Linked DNA regions of Homo sapiens: all the other regions are linked to region 1. A link is a loop called in an ENCODE intact Hi-C map of the cell type or tissue named here. Cell type or tissue: GM12878. All regions are shown on one strand. Links, peaks and the distances in the headings refer to the core of each region. The heading gives the core; the rest is flanking DNA. Region 1 overlaps IL31RA (interleukin 31 receptor A). Region 2 overlaps DDX4 (DEAD-box helicase 4). Region 3 overlaps SLC38A9 (solute carrier family 38 member 9).

Region 1 (5,000 bases), core at 1-5,000:
ATTGCCATCCAAATTACCTAGTATGGATCAATACATAAATGGCAACATTTTCTGCAGGACTGGCCAAAATAATCTGGAAACAGGTCACAAGGATTTATTTAATAGAAAAGTTGAGTGTGTGGCTTGCAATCCAACATCTGGAACTTAATCAGAATCAGACAGAGATCTTACTGAAAATATTCGAACACACAGAAGAGAACTCTTGGAGGTGCAGCAAGGCAGAGGTGGAAGGTACAAACTGGGCGGGGCTCAGAAATTCCAGGGCATGCTCTCCCCTCACCCAATCCTCACCAGCGTTGCACTCCTCAACCTGCAAAACTCGAATCCATGGGAAAAGCGTTTCTTTTTCTTTTTCTTTCTTTCTTTCTTTTTTTTTTTTTTTTGAGGCAGAGTCTCGCCCTGTCACCCAGGCTGGAGTGCAGTGGCATGATCTTGGCTCACTGCAACCTCCACCTCCTGGGTTCAAGTGATTCTTGTGCCTCAGCCTCCCGAGTAGCTGGGACTATAGGTACATGCTAACACACCTGGCTAATTTTTTGTATTTTTAGTAGAGATGGGGTTTCACCATGTTGGCCAGGCTGGTCTCAAACTTCTGACCTCAAGTGATCTGCCCAGCTCAGTCGGTCTCCCAAAGTGCTGGGATTACAGGCACGAGCCACCACGCCCAGCCAGGAAGAGTGTTTCAATGAATGTCAGAGATGATCCTGGATACAGGCACAAAAGTGTCCTGCAAAAAAAAAAAAAAAAAGAAACCCAAAAGTCTTTTGAAGCTGGAAGCCTAGGCCACATGTAGGAATCTGGGGTGGGGACCAGGGGTCCTGCATCCTGCTATTCCTTGGCAACAAACCCCAGCAGGCTGTGTGTATATTTAGGAGTCTTGTTCTTGTAAGCCACAGTTGACGGATCCTTTTCCCAAACAGGGTCCTTATGAGACACTCCAGGGGCTAGTCCTAGCAGCAAGGCCAGGTAAGTTGTCAACCTGAAAAGGTAACTCTGAGAAGGACAACTGAGGCATGGAGGAAATGTGAAGCCACAGAAGGAGCAGAGGCCGGGGCAAGAAGCACAGAGCCTGGAGATTGACCCCACCTAACCCTAGGGCTCTGAGTTTCTCCTTCCAGCCTTCCCCTGCTCACCGCCTGGAAGCATACCCAGCCAGTCCTGGCTGAAAGTCCCTGCTGGAGCCTTGGAGATGTAACTAGACTCTTCTAGCAGCCAATGTTGGCGCTCCACCCAGACCCACTCAGCTTCCTTCTTACTGTGTGCTTGTGTTTTGCTTGGCTGGGATGACTATGAGATGTCACTCACACTCTAGATAGAGTCCCCTGCAAGATCCAGTGGGAACCCCCCTCCCTGGGGCTTTTATCTCAGATTGTACCTGTTACAGGTTGAATTGTATCCCCCCAAAGTATATACCCAGTGCCACACAATGTGACTGTATTTGGAAATAGGCCATTGCAGATGTAATTAGTTAAGACAGTGGGCCCTTTATAAGAAAAGAGGAATCTGGGCATGGAAACAGAGACACACAAGAAGCTAGCCATGTGAAGACTGAAGCAGAGATTGGATTTATGGGAGTTACTGGAGCTACCACAAGCCAAGGAATACCTGGGGCCACTACAAGCTGGAAGGGGTAAGGAAGGATTCTCCCCTAGAGACTTTAGGGAGCATGGCCAACCAGCACCTTGATGTGGGACTTCTGGCCTCCAGGACCATGAGACAATAAAGTTCTGTTGTTTGAAGCCCCCCAGTCTGCAGTGCTTCGTTTTGGCAGCCCTGAAAGCCCACCTTCATCTCAGCCTCTGCCCTGTCCTGGCCTGCTTCTGCAGCTTCCTCATCTCCCTGGAGGCACTTTTTTAAAAAATGATTGCCCACAAATCCTGGCCTGAAGAAGCCAGTGTTGGTGTCTAAACCCACACTCCTTCTCACCAACACTGGAGCTCTGAGGAGCAGGGAGATCCGGGTCTAAAGCGCCAAGTGCACTGCAGAGACTGCGGAGACCACAGGGGCGTGGCGCCGGCCCCAGGAAACCATGAGTCAACCTTGAAAGGGGAAAGCCTGGCCACACCAAGGGGCGCCAAAAGGGGAATTTCCAAGTCATCACTCTACTCAATATAAACGAATCGCCGGGTCCTTCCATCATTCAACAAGAGCTTTCTGAGCAATTACTCCAAACATCCCCAGGTGTGGTGGGAAACACAGATCCTTCCTTGAAGAAGCAGGGAGGGGCTTTGACTGTGAAAGCCATTGATTTCTTGTGATCTGCATGAAGACAGTCACCCGGGGCTCACGTGCTGGTGCTGCTTCTCCTTTGCCAACCGTCCTGGCCCATCCTGAGCTCTGCCCCAACTTGGGCCCATCTTCCTCCTCTGGCCTTATGACACAGTGGCCGGGCTTTCCGATGCCCTGCCTGGGACCACGCCACCGCTGCCTGCTGTCTCGGGTCTCACAAAACCCAGGGCGTGCTGAGCAGAAGGAACCTCATTCCAAGCCCTTATTCCAAGAGGGGAACGTGGAGGCCCGCACAGGTCAATAACCAGTTCAGTGTCACACAGCATCTGTGACCGGAATTCAAGTCACTTTATGAATAACACATCTAAGGTTGTGGGATATGGTACAAGTTGGGAATCCTGCAGATCCGAGCTGGAATCATCCCACTCCAGAGACCTTGGGCACATTACTAAGCTTGCCTGAATCCCTTTGCCGTCTATAAAATAGATCTCACAGCATCTACATCATGAGTCATGTCAAGGCTAAAATGGGAAAACCTATGTTATCTTAGCACAATTCCTGACACATACTAGTAGACAATGTATGATAACTATTACTTAATGATAGTTATACTTACAAAAATTATCTTATTATTCTCTAGTTATTATTCTCATTCTCCAGTTGCCTCCACTTTAGTAAGCAAAATTCTGTAGAATATTACTTTCTTTTGTTTGTTTTTGAGACAGGGTCTCGCTCTGTCACTCAGGCTGGAGTGCAGTGGTACAATCTCGGCTCACTGCAGCCTCAACCTCTTTGGCTCAAGCGATTCTTCCCCCTCAGCCTCTCAAGTAGCTGGGACTACAGGCACATGCCACCAGGCCTGGCTAATTTTTGTATTTTTTTTTTTTTTTTTTTTGTAGAAACAAGGTTTCACTATGTTGCCTGGACTTGTCTTGAACTCCTGAACTCAGCGATCCACCCGTCTTGGCCTCAAAGTGCTGGGATTACAGGCGTGAGCCATCGTGCACATCCAGAACATTATTTTCTTTTATGTCTGGGACTAGCATCTGTAAAGTTTCTCTGTAAAGAGCCAGATAGCAAATATTTTAGATTTTAGGTTTTGTGGGCTAGGTCGTCTCTGTCATAACTATTCAACTTAGCCACCGTTGCACAAAAGAAGCCATAAATAATATGTGAGCAAATATGTGTGGTTGTGTTAGAGTGAAACTTCATTTACAATAACAAGTGTCCAACCAGATTTAACCTGCAAGCTGCAGTGTGCCAATACCTGATCTAGGACCCTTATAATTGATGATCACACAGTCGTATCTGACACAAAGCCAAAAAAAACCTAAGTGAATTTAGCATAACTTTAAAGTGTATTTTATAATATTTTTAAAGTCGATAATCTGTGTCTAACAGAAATTTGATCAATCAGAAATTTTATTAAGAATGACAATAAGCCAGGAGCAGTGGCTCACGCCTGTAATCCCAGCACTTAGGGAGGCTGAGGCAGGTGGATCACCTGAGGTCAGGAGTTCGAGACCAGCCTGACCAACATGGAGAAACCCCGTCGCTACTAAAAATACAAAATGAGCCTGGTGTGGTGGCACATGCCTGTAATCCCAGCTACTCAGGAGGCTGAGGCAGGATAATTGCTTGAACCTAGGAGGTGGAGGTTGTGGTGAGCTGAGATCACACCATTGCACTCCAGCCTGGGCAACAAGAGCGAAACTCCATCTCAAAAATTAATAATAATAATAATAATAATAATAATAATAATAATAATGACAATAGTAATAATTAGCACCAGACAAAGCATTTTACATACATGATCTCATTTAATCTTCACTACAGCTCTGTGAGGTAGGTATTATTATATAATAGCTCCATTTTACGAGTAGCTAATCTTCAGAGAAGTTAGGTAACTTGCCCAAGGTTAATGGTATCTTGTGGAAGAGCAAAGATTTGAACCCGGGGCTGCTGGACTCCAAAGCCCATGCTTTTATACCCTATTCTTTACCACCTCCCATCCTGGGGCCACACTGGGAAACTGAGGTTACTATTTAACAGCACCTCTATTAATAAAGAATGTGTGCCCCAATGACACGTGCATTTGTCAGGAACTTCATCACTAGGGTGTTGGACAGGCGGGAACTAGGATGTCAGGAAATGAGGACTACAGGGAGTACTATTAAATGCTAACTAAAATAATATCAAGTGTAGCTCAAAATACAAAAATATAAATATCTAGGAATTATAAAATGAGGGTTTAAGGAGAAGAGATGGAAGGCAGCACAGGCAGAGAATTCTAGAACTGGTTGTGTAAATGTCTGAACCAGTCTAGGTGTAAGCAAATAGAGAAAGGTGGTGAATTGGAGAGAACATTCCTGACTATGATATGTTTCCACAAATAGTTACTGCACACCTGCTCTATGCCAACTGCTCTATGCTATTTTAAGTGTTGGGAATTAGGTTAAAAAAAAGAAAGGAAAACAGACAAAAAATCACTGCCTTCATGGCATTTACATCCTATTGAGGAAGAAAAAGGTAGTAAAATAAATAAGATAATTTATAGAATAAGGGATAGTACTAAGTTTGAAAGAGAAAAATAAGAGAGAAAAGAGGAAATCTATTGTCTGCAATTCTTTGAATGAAAGTTTTTTATTCCAAAACAGGATAAATATGAGTTTGCCTGGGAGCAGTAATATGTCAAAAACTACTTAACCAAAAGTGTAATGAACAATTTATTGGCAAGTATAAACACTAGAATTTTTCCATAGTGACAAATG
Region 2 (8,586 bases), core at 1,710-6,709, 130 kb after region 1:
CTCAAACTCCTGACCTTAGGTGATCCACCCACTTCGGCCTCCCAAAGTGCTGGGATTACAGGTGTGAGCCACTGCGCCCGGCCAACAAAATATATTTCTTAAAGTAACCTGAGTCCTCCCAGAAGGTATAGTCTGCATTTCATAAGGGACAGCTGACAATCTAACTCTTAAAGATGTTTGGTGACAATATCTTCAGAAAGAAATTACCTTATAAATCCTCTAACCTTTGTATAAAAGAAAATGGAACATCTTTTATTACTTTTTAAAAAAATACTTACCAGATAGTTATTATATTTCTACATACTAATGAATAAAATGAAAACACTAAAATGATATGTATCACTGATATCAGCAAAAATGGCCAAGTAAGGAACTCTAAATTCCACTACTCCAAAAAGGCAAGGAAAAAAATGGGCAAGAACTGTCAGAATTAACTTTTTCCAAACTCTAGAAATCAATAAAAGGCTTGAAGCAACCCAGGGAATTTTTTCTTTTAAACAGCAAATTTCGCAGCATTTTAACTTACCTAGTTCCATCTCCCGGCAACTCAACTTGTAAGTATATAACCAAAAGATTTGAAAACAGGGACTCAAACAGATAACTGTAGGTGAATGTTCATAGCGGACTTACAATAGTCGGAAAGAAGAAACAATCCAAGTGTCCGTCACATGGATAAACAAAATGTGGTAAATACATTATATTATTCAACCATTAAAAGAAATGTAGTTTTGATGCATGCTACAACATGGATGAACACTGAAAACAAGATGCTAAGTAAAATAAGCCAAATACGACAGGACAAATATTGTACGATTCCACTTGTATGAAATACCTAAAATAGACAAATTTCATAGAGAACATGGAATAGAGGTTACCAAAGACCAGGGTTAAGGGAGTACACAGGGAATTGTTGTCTAACGGAATACAAAGTTTCTATCTGGGTGATGATAGTGATGACAGAATACTGTGCACTTAATGCCAAAAATTATACACTTAAGAATAGTTAATATGGGAATTTTATGTTATAGAGATCTTACCACAAAAAAGCTCAAAATATCCCAAGTTTCATGAAAACTATTAATCTATAAATCCAAGAAGCTCAACTCCAAGGAGGGTAAACCCAAAAAGATCCACATCTAGACACATCAATATAAAACATCAACAAATGGTGCTAGAACAACTGGGTATCCATATGCAAAAGAATTTGGACCCCCACCCTACACCATCTATAAAAATGAATTCAAAATGCATCAAAGACTTAAGTGTAAGAACTAAAACTATAAAATTCTTAGAAGGAAACAAAGGAAAAAGTCTGCATGACTCTGGATTAGGCAACAGTTTTCTAGTTATAACACCAAAAGAACATAAAAAGATAAACTGGGTTTGATAAAAATGTTAAATTTTAGTGTTTCAAAGGGTACTATCAAGAAAGGGAAAAGACAACCCACAGGAGGTTATTAAACATTTGCAGGCCAGATGCAGTGGCTCACACCTGTAATCCGAGCACTTTGGAAGGCCAAGAAGGGAGAACTGCTTGAGCCCAGGAGTTTGAGACAAGCCTGGACAACACAGTGAGACCCCATCCCTACAAAAAATAAAGAAATTAGCTGGGCATGGTGGCACATGCCTATAGTCCCAGCTACTCAGGAGGCTGAGGTGGGAGGACTGCTTGAGACCAGGAAGTTGAAGCTGTCATGAACCATGACTGTGCCACTGCACCCCAGAGTCTGGGTGACAGAGCGAGACTCTGTCTCAAAAACAAAAAAAAAAAAATTAGATAAATTAAAAAAAAATAAACATTTGCAAATCAGGTAGCTGATGATACTCACATTGAGAATATATAAATAAATCTTAGAACATAAAAAGACAACCCAATTGTTAAAATGAGTGAAGGATCTGAAAGACATTTCTCCAAAGATATACAAATGGTCAATAAGCATATGAAAAGCTGCTCAACATCACAGTCATCAAAAAATGCAATCAAAACAACAATAAGGGCTGGGCACTGTGGCACACATGCTTGTAATCCCAGCACTTTGGGAGGCTGAGGCAGGCAGATTGCTTGAACTCAGGAGTTCAATATCAGCCTGCGCAATGTAGTGGAACCCCATCTCTAAAAAAATACAAAAATTAGCAGGGCATGGTAGTACACGCCTGTAGTCCCAGCTACACAGAGGGCTGAGGTGGAAGGATTATTTGAGCCTAGGAGGTTGAGGCTGCAGTGAGCCGAAATTGTGACAGAGCCCTCCAGCCTGGGTGAGAGTAAGACCCTGTCTCAAAAAAATAAAAAAACAAAAAACCCACAATGAGATACCACTTCATACTCAGTAGAATGGCTATAATTAAAAAAACACCAGTAATAACTAGTATCGGTGGATGTGGAGAAATCAGAACCCTCATAACATTGAGAGTGGTAATATAAAATGGTACAGCTACTATAGAAAATAATTTGGCAGTTCCTCAAAAAGTTAAACATTAAGAGTTAGCACATGACACAGCAATTCCACTCCTAAGTATATACTCCAGAAAAATGAAAACACAGGTTCACATAAAAACTTGTACACAAATGAATACGGCAGCATTAGCCATGATAGCCCAAAAGTGGAAACAACTCAAACATTCATCAGCTGAAGAATAAACAAATGTGATGTAACCACACAACAGTAGAGCCCTCATGAATGGAATTAGTGTTCTTATAAAAGAAGCCCCAGAGAGCTGCCTGGCCTTATCCACCATGTGAGGACACAGAGAGAAGACACCATCTATGAACCAGGAAATGGGCCCTCACCAGACACTGAATCTGCTGGTGCCTTGATCTCAGACTTCTGACTCTCCAGAACTGTGAGAAATAAATTTCTGTTGTTTACAAAGCTACCCAGTTTATAGCATTTTGTTATAGCAATGCAAATTAAGATAGCTTTTTCTTCTGGAAATTGATTAAGCTCATTCTAAAAATCACACAGGAATGCAAAGGACTAAAAATAACAGGCAATCTTGAGGTTTTTCATTTGTTTTGTGTTGTTATAAAGGAATACCTGAGACTGGATAATTAATGAAAAAAAAGGTTTATTTGGCTCAAGATTTGATATCTGAAAATGTTCAAGACTGGGCATCTGGGAAGAGCCTCAGGCTGCTTCCACCCATGGCTGAAGGTGAAAGGGAGCTGGTGTGTTCAGAGATCATATGATGCAGAGGAAGTAGAGGGTACCAGGCCCTTTTAACAACTAGCTGTCAAGGGAACTAGTAGGCAACTCACTCAACAGCCCCACAAGGAAACAGGTCTATTCATGAGAGATCTGCGCCCCCATGACCCAAATACCTCCCATTAGACCCTACCTCCAACTCTGGGAATCAAATTTCAACATGAGAAGGACAAACATCCAAACCATAGCACTTGAAAAACAAGCACTTGAAAGACTTACAATGCCAGATATCAGGACCTATTATGAAACCACAGTAATTAGATTATGGGGCAATGGTACAAAAATAGAAAAACTGACCAACGGAATAAAACCTAGAGAAACAGATACACATATATAAGCCACCTAATTTAGGACAAAGGCAGCCCTGTAGTGCAAAGCAGAAGGGACAGTCTTTTCAGTAAGTGATACTAGGTCAACTGAACATCTATATGGAAAAAAAATGTATATTGATTCCCACATTATATACAAAAATAAACTCCAGATTAATGACAATTACTTTTTTTTGTTTTAGACGGAGTCTCTCTCTGTCGCCCAGGCTGGAGTGCAGTGGCGCAATCTCAGCTCACTGCAACCTCTGCCTCCCAGGTTCAAGCGATTCTTCTGCCTCAGCCTGCCGAGTAGGTGGGACTACAGGCATGCGCCCAGCTAATTTTTGTATTTTTAGTACAGACGGGGTTTCACCATATTGGCCAGGCTGGTCTCGAACTCCTGACCTTAAGTGATCTGCCCGCCTCCCAAAGTGCTGGCATTACAGGCATAAGCCACCGCGTCCGGCCTATCTGTATGTACTATTCTTGCAACTTTTAAGTTTTAAATCATTTACAAATAAAAAGGTAAAAGTAAAGATACTCAACAGAAAAATGGGCAAACGACTTGACAAAAGATGTCCAGATGTCCAAATGGCCAATAAACATAAGAAGTGCTCCACATTCCATTAGTCCAAAAAAATAGAAATTTAATACAAAATGAGTACACCACCACACAACCAGCAGAATGGTTAAAAGGAGAGAAAAAGAAAATACCAAGCATTGGTTAGAATGTGAGTGTATCTTAGTTTAAACGCTGAAAACATTTGACAATACTATTAAAGCCAAAAATATATATAGCCTATGACCTAGCAATTCTTCTTCTGAGTATGTACTAATGACAACCAAAAGAATACTAGAATGTTTACAGAAGCACTTTCACAATGGCCCCAAACTGGAGGTAATCCAAATACCTATCACTAATAGAAAAACAGTAAAACAAAAGAATACTAAACAGTAATAATGATCTACAATTGCAACAAACACACTAAGAAGGTAAACATAAAACACTACATACTATATGATTCCATTTATACCAAGTATAAAAATAGACGAAATTATCGTATGCTGTTAGAAGTCATAACAGAAGTTTTGGGGGTAATGAGTCATTAGTGAGTAAAAAATGAACATGAAAAGGGGCTTTTGAGGTGCCAGTAATTTGTATTTCATGACCTGAATGCTGGTGAACACACTGAACTCAAGTGAGTTCAGTTTGTGAAACATAATTGAACTATACACTTATGGTATGTGTACCTGTCTACATATTTTAATATAAACATATATACACACGTGTATTTTCTGAGTGACCCCTATATGCAAACTTCCTATCCTCAAATGTATACATCTACAGAGAATGGAAATCAGGGATACCCTGCAAAATGGCTGTGCCCCTGCTAATTATCCTACACTAATCTGTAAGTCAGGACCAAGCACATAGAGCTGCAAATGGTTTCGACTGCCTCATTTAAATATGAATTAAATTGATTTAAAGTAAATGTTAATAGTACAAAAGATATTCACTGGTCTGAAGAAAAAAATTTCAAATATGAGCTATGTTTTAGGAACATTAAGTGCCAAAAATTGCTTGTTAAAAAAAATATGGTAAAAGATGAGTCTTGTTTTTTCTTAGCTTAACTTTCTCCCCACCACCACCCCTCTCCACAATTATCATAAGAAGTAATTAAGGAGACAGTCTTCCCTCATTATGAAATCCACAAGTCCTACCTTCACTAGGGAGGGCCTAATTCAGCCAGCTACCTACCTAATGGGCAAAGGAAAAGAATGTCTCCAAGGTGCGGTAAAAACACTGATGTATCTGATTACTATGTAGTTCCAAACAATAAAACCTCTTATCATAGATTTGCACATCCTCAGCAATTTTATAGTAAGTTCACTATATTCTTCATACGTTTTGTTGTCATTGCTATTTTAACATGACTGCCCATATATAATCAAGAATTAAGCATGGTAATTTTTGATACAATCTCATCTCAAATTCAATAGAAGCTGAATTACCAGAGTATGGTGAAATACAGCTAGACTTGAACAAAAAATAATCTACAATTTCTTCCCCCCTCAAATTTCCAATGACTCTATTCAGAGACAAAGACATCCCCAGTTCATCTAAATTGCAACTGACCAAGATTCACATTGTCCCTCTTCTGTAATTGATAGCACATTCTGGAGATCATAGGGGGGAAAAAAAAACCACAACCAACAGATCCAGTGACATTAGAAAGTAAAACAAGGACAGGCACAGTGGCTCATGCCGGTAATCCCAGCACTTTGGGAGGCTGAGGTGACAGCTCCTGAGGGTCAGGAGTTCCAGACCAGCCTGGCCAACATAGTGAAACTCCATCTCTACTAAAAATACAAAACTTAGCCAGGCATGCTGGCACATGCCTGTAGTCCCAGCTACTAGAGAGGGTAAAGGCACAAGAATCACTTGAACCTGGGAGGTGGAGGTTGCAGTGAGCCAAGATCACACCACTGCACTCCAGCCTGGGTGACAGAGTGAGACTCCATCTCAAAAAAAAAAAAAAAGTAAAAGAAGGCATTATTTTTGTGCTCTCTATTCTGTTCCACTGGTCTAGGTATCTGGTTTTGGACCAGTACCACGCTGTTTTGGTTATTACAGCCTTGTAGTATAGTTTGAACTCAGGTAATGTGACGCTTTCCAGCTTTGTTCTTTGTGCTTGGGATTGTCTTGCCTATTCATGCTCTTTTTTGGTTCCATATGAATTTTAAAATTGTTTTTTTCTAATTCTGTGAAGAATGTTATTGGTAGATTGGATCTGTAAATAGCTTTGGGCAGTATGGCCATTTTAACAATATAGTGGATAGGAATGCCACTGATTTTTGTACATTGATTTTGTATCCTGAAATTCTGCTGAAGTAATTTATCAGATCAAGGAACTTTGGGGCAGAGATTATAGGGTTTTCTAGGTATAAAATCATACCATCTGCAAATAGGAATTCCACACACCTACAACCATCTGATTTTTGCCAGGGTTGACAACAACAAGCAATAAGGAAAGGATTCCTTATTCAATAAATGGCGCTAGGATAACTGGCTAGCCATATGCAGAAGATTGAAACTGGACCCCTTCCTTAGACCGCATACAAAAATCAACTCCAGACGGATTAAAGAATAACATGTAAAACCTAAAACTATAAAAACCCTGGAGATAACCTACAAAATACCATTCTAGACACAGGCCCTGGAAGATTCTGTGATGAAGATGCCAAAAGCCACCGCAACAGAAACAAAAATTGACAAATGGGACCTAATTAAATGAACAAGCTTCTGCACAACGAAAGAAACTATCAGCAGAGTAAACAGACAACCTACAGAATGGGAGAAAATATTTGCAAACTATGCATCCGACGAAGGCCTAATATCCAGAATCTATAAGGAAATTAAATGTACAAGCAGAAAAACAAACAACTCCGTTAAAAAGTGGACAATGGACATGGGCACGTTTCAAAAGACAATATACAGCCAACAGGCAGATGAAAAAATGCTCAGCATCACTAATCGTTAGAGAAATGCAAATCAAAACCACAATGAGATACCATCTCACACCAGTCAGAATGGTTATTATTAAAAAATCAAAAAATAACAGATGCTGGCAAGCTTGCAGAGAAAAGGGAATGCCTATACACTGCTGGTGGGAGTGTAAATTAGTTCAGCCATTGTGGAAAACAGTGTGGCGATTTCTCAAAGAACGTAAAACAGAACTACCATTCGATCCAGCAATCCCATAATTAGGTATATACCCAAAGGAATATAAATAATTCTACCATAAAGTCACATGTACACATATGTTCACCACAGCACTATTCACAATAGCAAAAACACAGAAATCAACCTAAATGCCCACCAACAGTAGACTGGACAAAGGTAATGTGGTATATATGCGCCATGGAATACTAGGCAGCCATAAAAAAGAATGACATAAAGTCCTTTGCAGGAACATGAATGGAGCTCCATTATTCTAAGCAAACTAATGCAGGAACAGAAAGCCAAATACTGAATGTTCTCACTTATAAGTGGGAGCTAAACACTGAGAACACATGGACACAAAGAAGGGAACAACAGACACTGGGGCCTACTTTAGGGTAGAAAGTGGGAGGAGGTACAGGATCAAAAAACTACCTATCAGGGACTATGCTTATTATCTGGGTGACAAAATAATCTGTACACCAAAACCCCATGGCATGCAATTTACCTAGATAACAAACCTACACATGAACCCCTGAACCAAAAACTTAAAAAAATAAAATAAAAGAGTGAAAGGAGGGGCACCCACTGAATACTCACTCAAATATTAAAAGCAGAAAACATATACCAAAGTATTTTTCTTCAAAGGTTTTCACGATCAGTGTTTTTCATCCAGCTCCTTCAAAATCAGTTTTACCAGTTTAGTGTCTCTGTGTTAAGTACAAATTGTTCCAAAATGTGGTCCTTACCGCCTCTCTTGGAAAACCCTCTGTTCCGTGTTGGATTATCTTCGCAGTCATTACTAGACTCTTCAATAAAAATTTAACATGTAAATAGCATTTAATTAACTTAAATGATGCAATATATAAAGAATAGCACTGTCACAAGATAAATTAGTAAGAAGACAAAATATTTTCATAAGTTAAAATATAAACATATTTCTTCAAATAATTTTAACAGATATATAAAGACATTACTCAGAGTCGATTCCCTATACAAATCATCTCATGTATCTAAATATTAAATGTTTATTATATGAAATTGAGAACCTACTATTTGCCAAGCATTATACTACGCAAAGCAAAACAAAACAAAAAATAAGAATTTCATAAATTTCAGTTTGACCAAAAATGATTTCAGGAACATCTAAGCTATTAAGTAATCAAGTGGTTCTCACATAAGGTCCATAGACCACTAGACTCTTCTATTTATAATGTCATATCTTTTCTGTAATTTACTTTATTTTTGGAGATGGAGTCAAGCTGTATTGCCCAGGCTGGAGTGCACTGGCACAACCTCTGCTCACTGCAACCTCCGCCTCCCGGGTTCAAGCGATTATCCCCACCTCAGCCTA
Region 3 (8,586 bases), core at 1,241-6,240, 200 kb after region 1:
CTGCCCGCCACCACGCCCCGCTAATTTTTGTATTTTTAGTAGAAACGGGGTTTCACCATGTTGGCCAGGCTGGTCTTGAACTCCTGATCTCAAGTGATCCGCCTGCCTTGGCCTCCCAAAGTGCTGGGATTACAGGCGTGGGCCACTGCGCCCAGCCTCTTTTTTCTTTTTAATACCTTCAGACATGACAAAGATCTGACATATGTAGGATAGGCAGCTGCTGAGGAGAAAGATTTTTTAAAAACGTTTTGGCCAGGTGCCGTGGCTCACGCCTGTAATCCCAGCACTTTGGGAGGCTGAGGCAGGCAGATCACGAGGTCAAGAGATCAAGACTATCCTGGCCAATATGGTGAAACCCCGTCTCTACTAAAAAAAAATACCAAAATTAGCCAGGTGTGGTGGCACATGCCTGCAGTCCCAGCTACTCAGGAGGCTGAGGCAGGAGAATCGCTTGAACCCAGGAGGCGGAGGTTGCAGTGAGCTGAGATCGTGCCACCGCACTCCAGCCTGGTGACAGAGTGAGGCTCCGTCTCAAAAAAAACAAAAACAAAAACTAAACAAAAAAAGTTTCAATAGGTCAAAATTACCCATGTCCTAACTTGAGAAAAATCTCTCTGCCTCATAAACAACTACAAACTTCGTGTTAAGATAGAAGGTTCGGCGGATTGCGGTGGCTAACGCCTGTAATCCCAACACTTTTGGGAGGCTGAGGTGGGCGGATCATTTGAGGTTAGGAGTTCAAGACCAGCCTGGCGAACATGGTGAAACCCTGTCTCTACTAAAAATACAAAAATCAGCCAGGTGTGGTGGTATGCGTCTCATCTGTAATCCCAGCTACTTGGGATGCTGAGGCAGGAGAATTGCTTGAGCCCGGCAGGCGGAGGTTGCAGTGAGCCAAGACTGCACCACTGCACTCCAGCCTGAGCCACAGAGGGAGATCCTGTCTTAAAAAAAAAAAAAAAAAAGTTGTCACCTATATAGTTGCTTTGTTTCTAAGAAAATAAAATTTACCTTTCCTTCCCCTAGACTTCTGAGAACAGTTAGACTTAGATTCCTTTTCTTTTCTTTTTCTTTTTTTTTTCTTTTTTTTTTTTTTTTTTGAGATGGAGTCTTGCTCTGTTGCCAGGCTGGAGTGCAGTGGCGCAATCTCAGCTCACTGCAACCCCTGCCTCCCGGGTTCAAGCGATTCCCCTGCCTTAGCCTCCCAAGTAGCTGGGACTACAGGCACACGCCACCATACCCGGCTAATTTTTTGTGTGTGTTTTGGTAGAGATGGGGTTTCACCATGTTGGCCAGGATGGTCTTGATCTCCTGACCTCTTGATCTGCCTGCCTCGGCCTCCCAAAGTGCTGGGATTACAGGCGTGTGCCACACACGCCCAGCCAGTTAGCCTTAGATTTCTAATCACAATCTTAAATACTATATATTTCAGTTACATACATAAAATAATATGCTTTTAATTGTGATTTTATAATACTCTAAATACTTACAATAAAGGGTAAACTCAGCATAGGAGGATGGAATACCAACCTGAACTACAAATTGAAATAGTATTGTTTAGTATTTTTTTTTTCTTTTTGGGGTTAGGGGCAGAGTTTTGCTCTGATACTCAAGCTTTAGTGCAGTGGCACTGTCATAGCTAACTGTTACCTTGAACTCCTAGGTTCAAGCAATCCTCTTGCTTCAGCCTCCCAAAGCATTGGGATTACAGGCATGAGCCACCACACTGGACCTATATGGTATTTTTTAAAAAGTATATATGGGCTTAAAAGTTAAAAAAAAAAAATCACTTAGAGGTTAAAAATGTCTACCAGGCCTGCATTTTGTAACATACTTAAATTTCTGTCGTTTGCTAGGGTTTTTTTCTTTCTTACCACTGAAATATAACTTGAGAGCATTTAGTGTTCCCATTGTAGAAGGAGAGATTCTTTGGTACCACAGCGTTGCTTTGGTAATTTTTTTGTGAGACCACACTATCCTCCAGCACTGTCAAATTTAACGCCTTTTGAAGCATTTATTGATCAGGTTGGAAGCATGTTCCAACTGTCACATCAGAATAGGAGCATTATAGATCCTATTGGCTAACCAGTAAATGATTCATCAGGAAGAGATTTAGATAAGTTTGTTATTGGAGTTTATAGCTGTTACAGACTAATACAGAAGAAAATATATATACATAGCATAACTGCTTCCACCAGGGTGACTTTTTTGTGGTGTGGTTCCATTTGCTTTTATGTTGGCATACTACAGAGGTGAGTAAACTATGACCAAATTTGGCCTGCTGACAGATATATTTTTTTCATAAAGTTCTATTGGAACACAGCCATGCACACTCAATTGCCTTTCATGCTAACAGGTAGAATTGAGTAGCTGCAGAAACTATATGGCTCAAAAAGCCTGAAATATTTATTATCTGACCCTTTACAGAAAAAAATATGTCAACCTCTAGCCTAGGACACTGAGTATAAATGTAGTATCTGAAACTCTATAACATACACAAAAGTATTCAGTAATATTCATTTTTAGTCTCTGAGAAAGAACATATATAATAGTTGTATGTGGGTCCATAGTCACATTTATTTGGGCACAAGCTAGTGTATTCTATTGCAGATTGATGCTAGCATCTTGGCATAGATTCTATAGATTTATTTTTGCAAAGAATTGTGAAAAGACATTTCTGAGCCTAGTATGGAAAGGGCTGATATTCTTTGAGATACGCCAATAATCACAGTCAATACCTTTTTAAAATAATGTCATACCAGTTTACTTTGATTGCTCTCTATGTCCTTTTTACGGAGAGAAGTGCTTCAGTACAGGCACTAACATTTTTTGTTCTTTTAGAGACAGTCTCACTCTGTCACCTGGGCTGGAATGCAGTGGTGCCATTGTAGCTCGCTGCAATCTCGAACTCCTGGGCTCAAGCAGTTCTCTCACCTCAGCCTCCCGAGTAGCTGAGATTACAGGCATGAGCCACCATGCCTGGCTCAGTCACCAACATTTTAAATAAAAGTCGAAAGTACCAAGCAAGTCAACTAAGCTGTTCATTCCCTACTGGGACCTATCTCAGTCTCTTGGTGCTGCTCTAATGAAATACTTGAGGCTAGGTAATTTATAAACAATAGAAATTAATTTCTAGCAGTTGTGGAGGCTGGGAAGTCCAAGATCAAGCCACCTGCAGATTTGATGTTTGGTGAGGACCCGGTCTCTGCTTCCAAGATGGTGCCTTGGTGCTGTGTCCTCACATGGGGGAAGGGATGGAAAGACAAAAGGGATCTAGCTAGTTCCCTTCAAACTTTTCATAAGGTTACTAACTCCATTCATAAGGGTTCTGCCTTCCTGACATAATTACCTCCAAAAGGGTCTACCTGTTAATACTATAACATTGGCAATTAAGTTTCAACATATGAATTTTGGACGGGACACAAACATTCAAATCATAGCTGGACTCCTTATTAAAACCAATCTTAAACAATTAGAGACTCATTTAATGACTTAGATTTGACTTAGTGGTCTTGCATCTGGGACTTTGTTTTAAAACTCAGAGATTGAGTGAGATGTTAAAAGTGATTATGTCTGGGTTTTGTTTTGAGACAGAGTCTTGCTCTGCAACCTCTGCCTCCTGGGTTCAAGCAATTCTCCTGCCTCAGCCTCCCGGGTAGCTGGGACTACACGTGTGTGCCACCACTGCTGGCTAATTTTTGTACTTTTAGTAGAGACAGGGTTTCACTATGTTGGCCAGGCTGGAATATGTCTGTTTATGTCATCTTGTATATTTAGCCCCTACCAAATTATATCAATGTAATGTCTGACAAATTAATACTATAGAAGTATTTAGCATTTTTGTTAATCATTGATAAACTATTCTGCATTATCACCTATGTAATATTTGCTGTGGAACTCTAATTCACCTCTCAACCTAAGTCATCAAACTTCGGGATATTTTATACTTCTCATCAAGACATTCAAAAAAGCTTTAAGACTAGGCATGGTGGCTCATGCCTATAATCCCAGCACTTTGGTACTTTGGGAGGCTGAGGCAAGAAGATTACTTGAGGCCAGGCTGGGCAACATAGTGGCGCACAGCTGGGATCCCAGCTATTTTAGAGGCTGAGGTGGGAGGATAGCTTGAGCCTGGCGGGAGGAGGTTGCAGCAAGCCCAGATGGCACTACTGCACTCCAGCCTGGGTGACAGAGTGAGACCCTGTCTCAAAAAAAAAAAAAGAAAGCATATCTGTTGTCACCTGAAATTCTCAGGAGCAACGAGTACAGTTGTTTCTGTTGTGACAAAACTTGCACCATCTACACAAAAAAATAAAAATTAAAAAATTTAAATAAAAAAATTCCACCTTGGCTCTGTGTGGGGAAAAAAGGAGGGGACATTAAATTTCTGTTGAAAATTTAACATCATGCTAATTGACTAATTGAGACAACTGCAAATTACCAGTTTTCTTACAGTTCTTCATATTTACTTGAATATTATAAATCTTTGAAAGGCACCAGGGACTTTGAACTCCTCATTTATGATTTGTTATTTGAAATCATCAGTTTTCTACTTATTTAGAATAAATAGCTAATTCTGCTATGCTGCAGAACTTTGGATTTGCTCAGAACAAATACACATAGGTGACTAAACTGGAAATTTTAATTCCTCAGTGGCCCTTACATTTTTCCCCAACCTTGATTTCACTTTTTGATAAGGTTCACTGAAATCCAAGGATCTTTCTAGATTTCTCCTCTTTCCTGGTTTCTTCACTTTCAATCTTTAAGTAAAGTATTAATTTCCAGAAAGTGAAAGGATCTTCTCTCTCTAAACTCACCCACATTCTCAGTTTAGTTTAGGAACCAATACTACAGAGTATATTGGTTTACAAAGTAAATTAGAAAGTATAGCCATATATTTCTGCCATTGTTTAGGCAGATATGTTTTTGCTACTCTGACTTGGCTTCTGTCCTTTCCCTTGTTTCACTGCCACTGGAAGGGTTGTTGCTGGGTAAGGAAATATTGAGCCTTGAGACAAAAAATTTTGCAACAAAAGAAATTTACCTAAACTAGCTTGCTTCAAGAAAAACAGATTCATGGTGTTTAATGTGTAATCCGGATACCCAGGCATGAAATTTCACTCATTCTAGCCCTGATTATGTCTTAAAGAGTTTAAAGCCAGCCAGGCACGGTGGCTCCTGCCTGTAATCCCAGCACTTTGGGAGGCCGAGGCAGGCAGATCACAAGGTCAGGAGTTCGAGACCTGCCTGGCCAATATGGTGAAACCCCGTCTCTACTAAAAATACAAAAAAATTAGCTGGGTGTGGTGGCAGGCACCTGTAGTCCCAGCTACTCGGGAGGCTGAGGCAGGAGAATTGCTTGAAATGGGGAGGCGGAGGTTGCAGTGAGCCAAGATTGTGCCACTGCACTCCAGCCTGGGTGACAGAGCGAGACTCCGTCACCAAAAAAAAAAAAAAGAGTTTAAGGCCATTTGCCATTATAGCTATTATTTTATATTTACAAAACTAAACAAAGAAGACCTGATTTTCAGATGCTTCTTTTGTCTTCCAACCTAACTCCTCCTTTTTAAGGCAGACATCAGAGTATACTGGAAATAACATTTAGAATCAAAGTGACCTGGTTTCAATCCCAAGTATGGTTTTCTTAGCTTAGTGATTTAGGACAAATTACTTCTCTGAGCTTCAATTAATTTCTTTCTTTTTCTTTCTTTCTTTCTTTTTTTTTTTTGTAATATGAAGGTAATACCCATTTCCCAAATTCTAAGGATTTATTGGATTTAAACAATAACATGTAAAACATTAGGCCAGTATTAGGCATTCAATAAATAAATGTTAGTTCCATCTCCCACTATCTTCTATTAACTTGTGTTTTTCTCTCAATTTTCCTTCAAAAATGACACCAAGTTTTGTCTTTTTGATATCCTTTAGTGCTATCTTGTTTGTGGCAGTTCAATAATTCTATTATATAAAGGTCAACCTTTTTATTTTTCTTACCTTGCTGAGTTTGCTCACTTTATACTAAAGGCATGTAGATACATCAGCTGATTTTGTTCAGGCCGCTAAGTTAAGGCAATACATATTTTTTCTTTTTCTTTTAAAAAAAGTTTCTTCTTGTATGTCCTTCCAACGAGTAATTTTTCTAGTTTTAAACAGCCAAATTCATAATAAAAGTGATAGCTATGTTTGTTGAATATTCAGTGTGTACCAGCCACATTATATGTATTATCTCATTTTAATCCGAAACCCTGTAAGACTAGTATTTTTATTATCTCCAAAACCAATGAATCTTAGGGAATTTAAGTAAGTTGCCCAAAGTTGCACAGTTAATAAATGGCAGAACCAAGATTCACATCCAGGCAATCTTACTTGTGAGCTATCAACCACCACACACTACTTGATAGCACCAGAATAGCCCAAATCTCAAATTACCCAATGTGTGTAATTCAGACAAATTAATGCCTTGCAGTTCTTTCTGAAAGTGCTTTTATGCATTGTTGGAGATTTAGGAGTGATACGGTTCTGGCTACTTATCAATATTAAAATTTTTCTCTAGCATTTCTTAACAATTCTATGGATTGCTGTTCTTCCCTACAATATAAAAATTTTATTAACCTTCGTTAAGTTCAAAAATAATAATAGTAAACTCTTACACAGACTTTGGTAAAAGTTTGACATTTTTCTAAATGCTTGTACTTACTAACTTATAGGTTTTTAAAATTTTCATGTGTTTCAGAGTTTCCTGAATAAGTTTTTCCCAAGTTCTGTGTTATTCTTTTTGATGAAAGGATACTGGCTTCCCTACAATCATCTTTTCAACTTCTAAAATGTTTAATTTTTTAAATTGAGGTAATGCTTTAAAAATCAATAAAGCTATAATACAATTCTAAATAGAACTTCTCTACAATATGTTTATTTCTTTCCTAAGCTTTTAATTCTGGTGCTACACCCAGGTTAATTTAAAATGTATTTTCTGTTGGTATTGTATTTTATTTTATTTTTTGAGACAAGGTCTCACTCTTCCGCCCAGGCTGGACTGCAGTGGTGTGATCATAGCTCACTGAGACCTCAAACCCTCTTGCTCCAACTGTCTTCCCACCTCAGCCTCCTGAGTAGCTGGGACTGTAGGTGAGCACCACCATGCCTGGCATGCATATATATATATCAATCAAATTTTGTAGAGACACGGTCTTGCCATGTTGCCAGGGTTGGTCTCAACTCTGAATCTCCTGGCCTCAAAGGGTCCTCCTGCCTTAGCCTCCCGAAGTGCTGGGATTACAGGAATGAGCCACCATGCCAGGCCTATTTATATAGAATGTTTTCATTTATTACATCTGGGGAATCATCTTTTCAAGTTAATTAGTCAATTTGACAGTTTTAAACTAAGAAGATTTAACAGATTCTATCAATCCTAACTTCATTCCATCTTAATGTCATAAATTAGTAGGTTAATTTTGAAAAATTCTGCCTTTTAGTTTTAAAACTTAAGACCAAACAAGTCAACCGAATTGTTAATCAGTTTTATTATGTAAAGGAAGGAAGAGAAAGAGCAGGCTTTTGTTTTTTGCTGCTCAACTATTTTAATGAAATTAACAGTAATGAGTAACTTTATCTCAGTTGGTCCCATCTTACTGGGATTTTTGTAACAATTATCACTGAATTATGTACTTTATAGTCAAGAACATTTTTATGCTATAGATTTTTGAATATGTATAATACATTATATGAATCTGTGTCTCAAAGAGTCAACTTACTTATTCTTTTTATCTTAAAAGAATAAATTTTACACTGATCTATTACTAAGCTAATTTGACAGCTAGAGCTAGCAATTGGTATAGATTTGAGCTGAAAGTGAAATGATGAACTGAAAATTGGAATTGGTTATTAGCATCCTAATATGTTTTATTATTCAAGTGATTTAGGACAAGTTACTTGACTTCTCTAGGCTTCATAAATGATTTTTTTTTTAACTTTATTGAGGGTAGGGATCATGACTTAAATTTTTTTTCTATGTTTTTCAATACCTCAGTATATTGTAGGGACTTGTTGAGAACTTGTTGAATGAATATATTGTTCAGAGTTTACCATTACTCAGTATTTTAGTTGTCACATCTTAAAATAGATAATCATTTTTACCATCACACTCCCTTCATAAGATATAGAAATAAAGCCCTTCTTGTTTGGAAATGGTGGTATTTTGGTTTTACTTTTTTTTAAGTTACTGTTGTAAGGTACTACTTTAATATTTTTATTTAACTTTATTTGTTTGTCTTTAGTAGGACTAAGCTAATGAGAGCTTTGACTTGCTTAAACGTTGGGCAGGAAAGCAGAAGAGAAAAGGGAAGTGGAAATCAAAACAACAGAGAAAAGAAAATGCACATATTTGGGAAATAGAACATGTTACTAACATCTGTGTCACATAATAATCAGTGGTAGGTTGACATCATTTGCCTAGATGTTCATGACTGAAGAAAAATTTTTCACTTAAAAAAGGGAAAACCTCAAGAGGCTGCCTATGTTTAAAAAAAAAAGAGCAAGTATTTTCATTTGGTTTTTGATGGAAATGATAATACATTTGAACATTTTTTT

The links. A loop is a pair of places that touch in the nucleus more often than their neighbours do. Peaks named below come from ENCODE experiments on the same cell type or tissue, not always from the same donor. Only the 100,000 strongest peaks of a DNase experiment are listed, where the experiment ranks them.
Region 2: a loop joins it to region 1, with 2.1 times the contacts of the local background. A loop is called at or near these places in 3 of 110 quality-filtered maps.
Region 3: it touches region 1 in a loop (2.8-fold over the local background); 6 of 110 quality-filtered maps call a loop at or near these places.

What each region holds. Positions count from the first base shown.
Region 1 is chr5:55,900,584-55,905,583 of GRCh38, reverse strand. All of the region lies in intron 8 of IL31RA (interleukin 31 receptor A), which reads right to left. Among named protein-coding and RNA genes, the nearest start is that of IL31RA, 52 kb to the right of the region's middle. RefSeq lists enhancers at 1,682-2,181, 1,743-2,392, 2,182-2,683. In GM12878, for the core only: no CTCF peak of the experiment used is centred there; a DNase peak (open chromatin) is centred at 2,073; H3K4me3 peaks cover 604 bases; H3K27ac peaks cover 984 bases.
Region 2 is chr5:55,767,336-55,775,921 of GRCh38, reverse strand. It overlaps DDX4 (DEAD-box helicase 4), which reads right to left. Exons shown (of 22, transcript NM_024415.3): 7 at 7,982-8,041. Among named protein-coding and RNA genes, the nearest start is that of DDX4, 34 kb to the right of the region's middle. In GM12878, for the core only: no CTCF peak of the experiment used is centred there; DNase peaks (open chromatin) are centred at 4,328 and 4,635.
Region 3 is chr5:55,702,582-55,711,167 of GRCh38, reverse strand. The region is part of intron 2 of SLC38A9 (solute carrier family 38 member 9); the gene reads left to right. Among named protein-coding and RNA genes, the nearest start is that of SLC38A9, 5.4 kb to the left of the region's middle. In GM12878, for the core only: no CTCF peak of the experiment used is centred there; no DNase peak of the experiment used is centred there.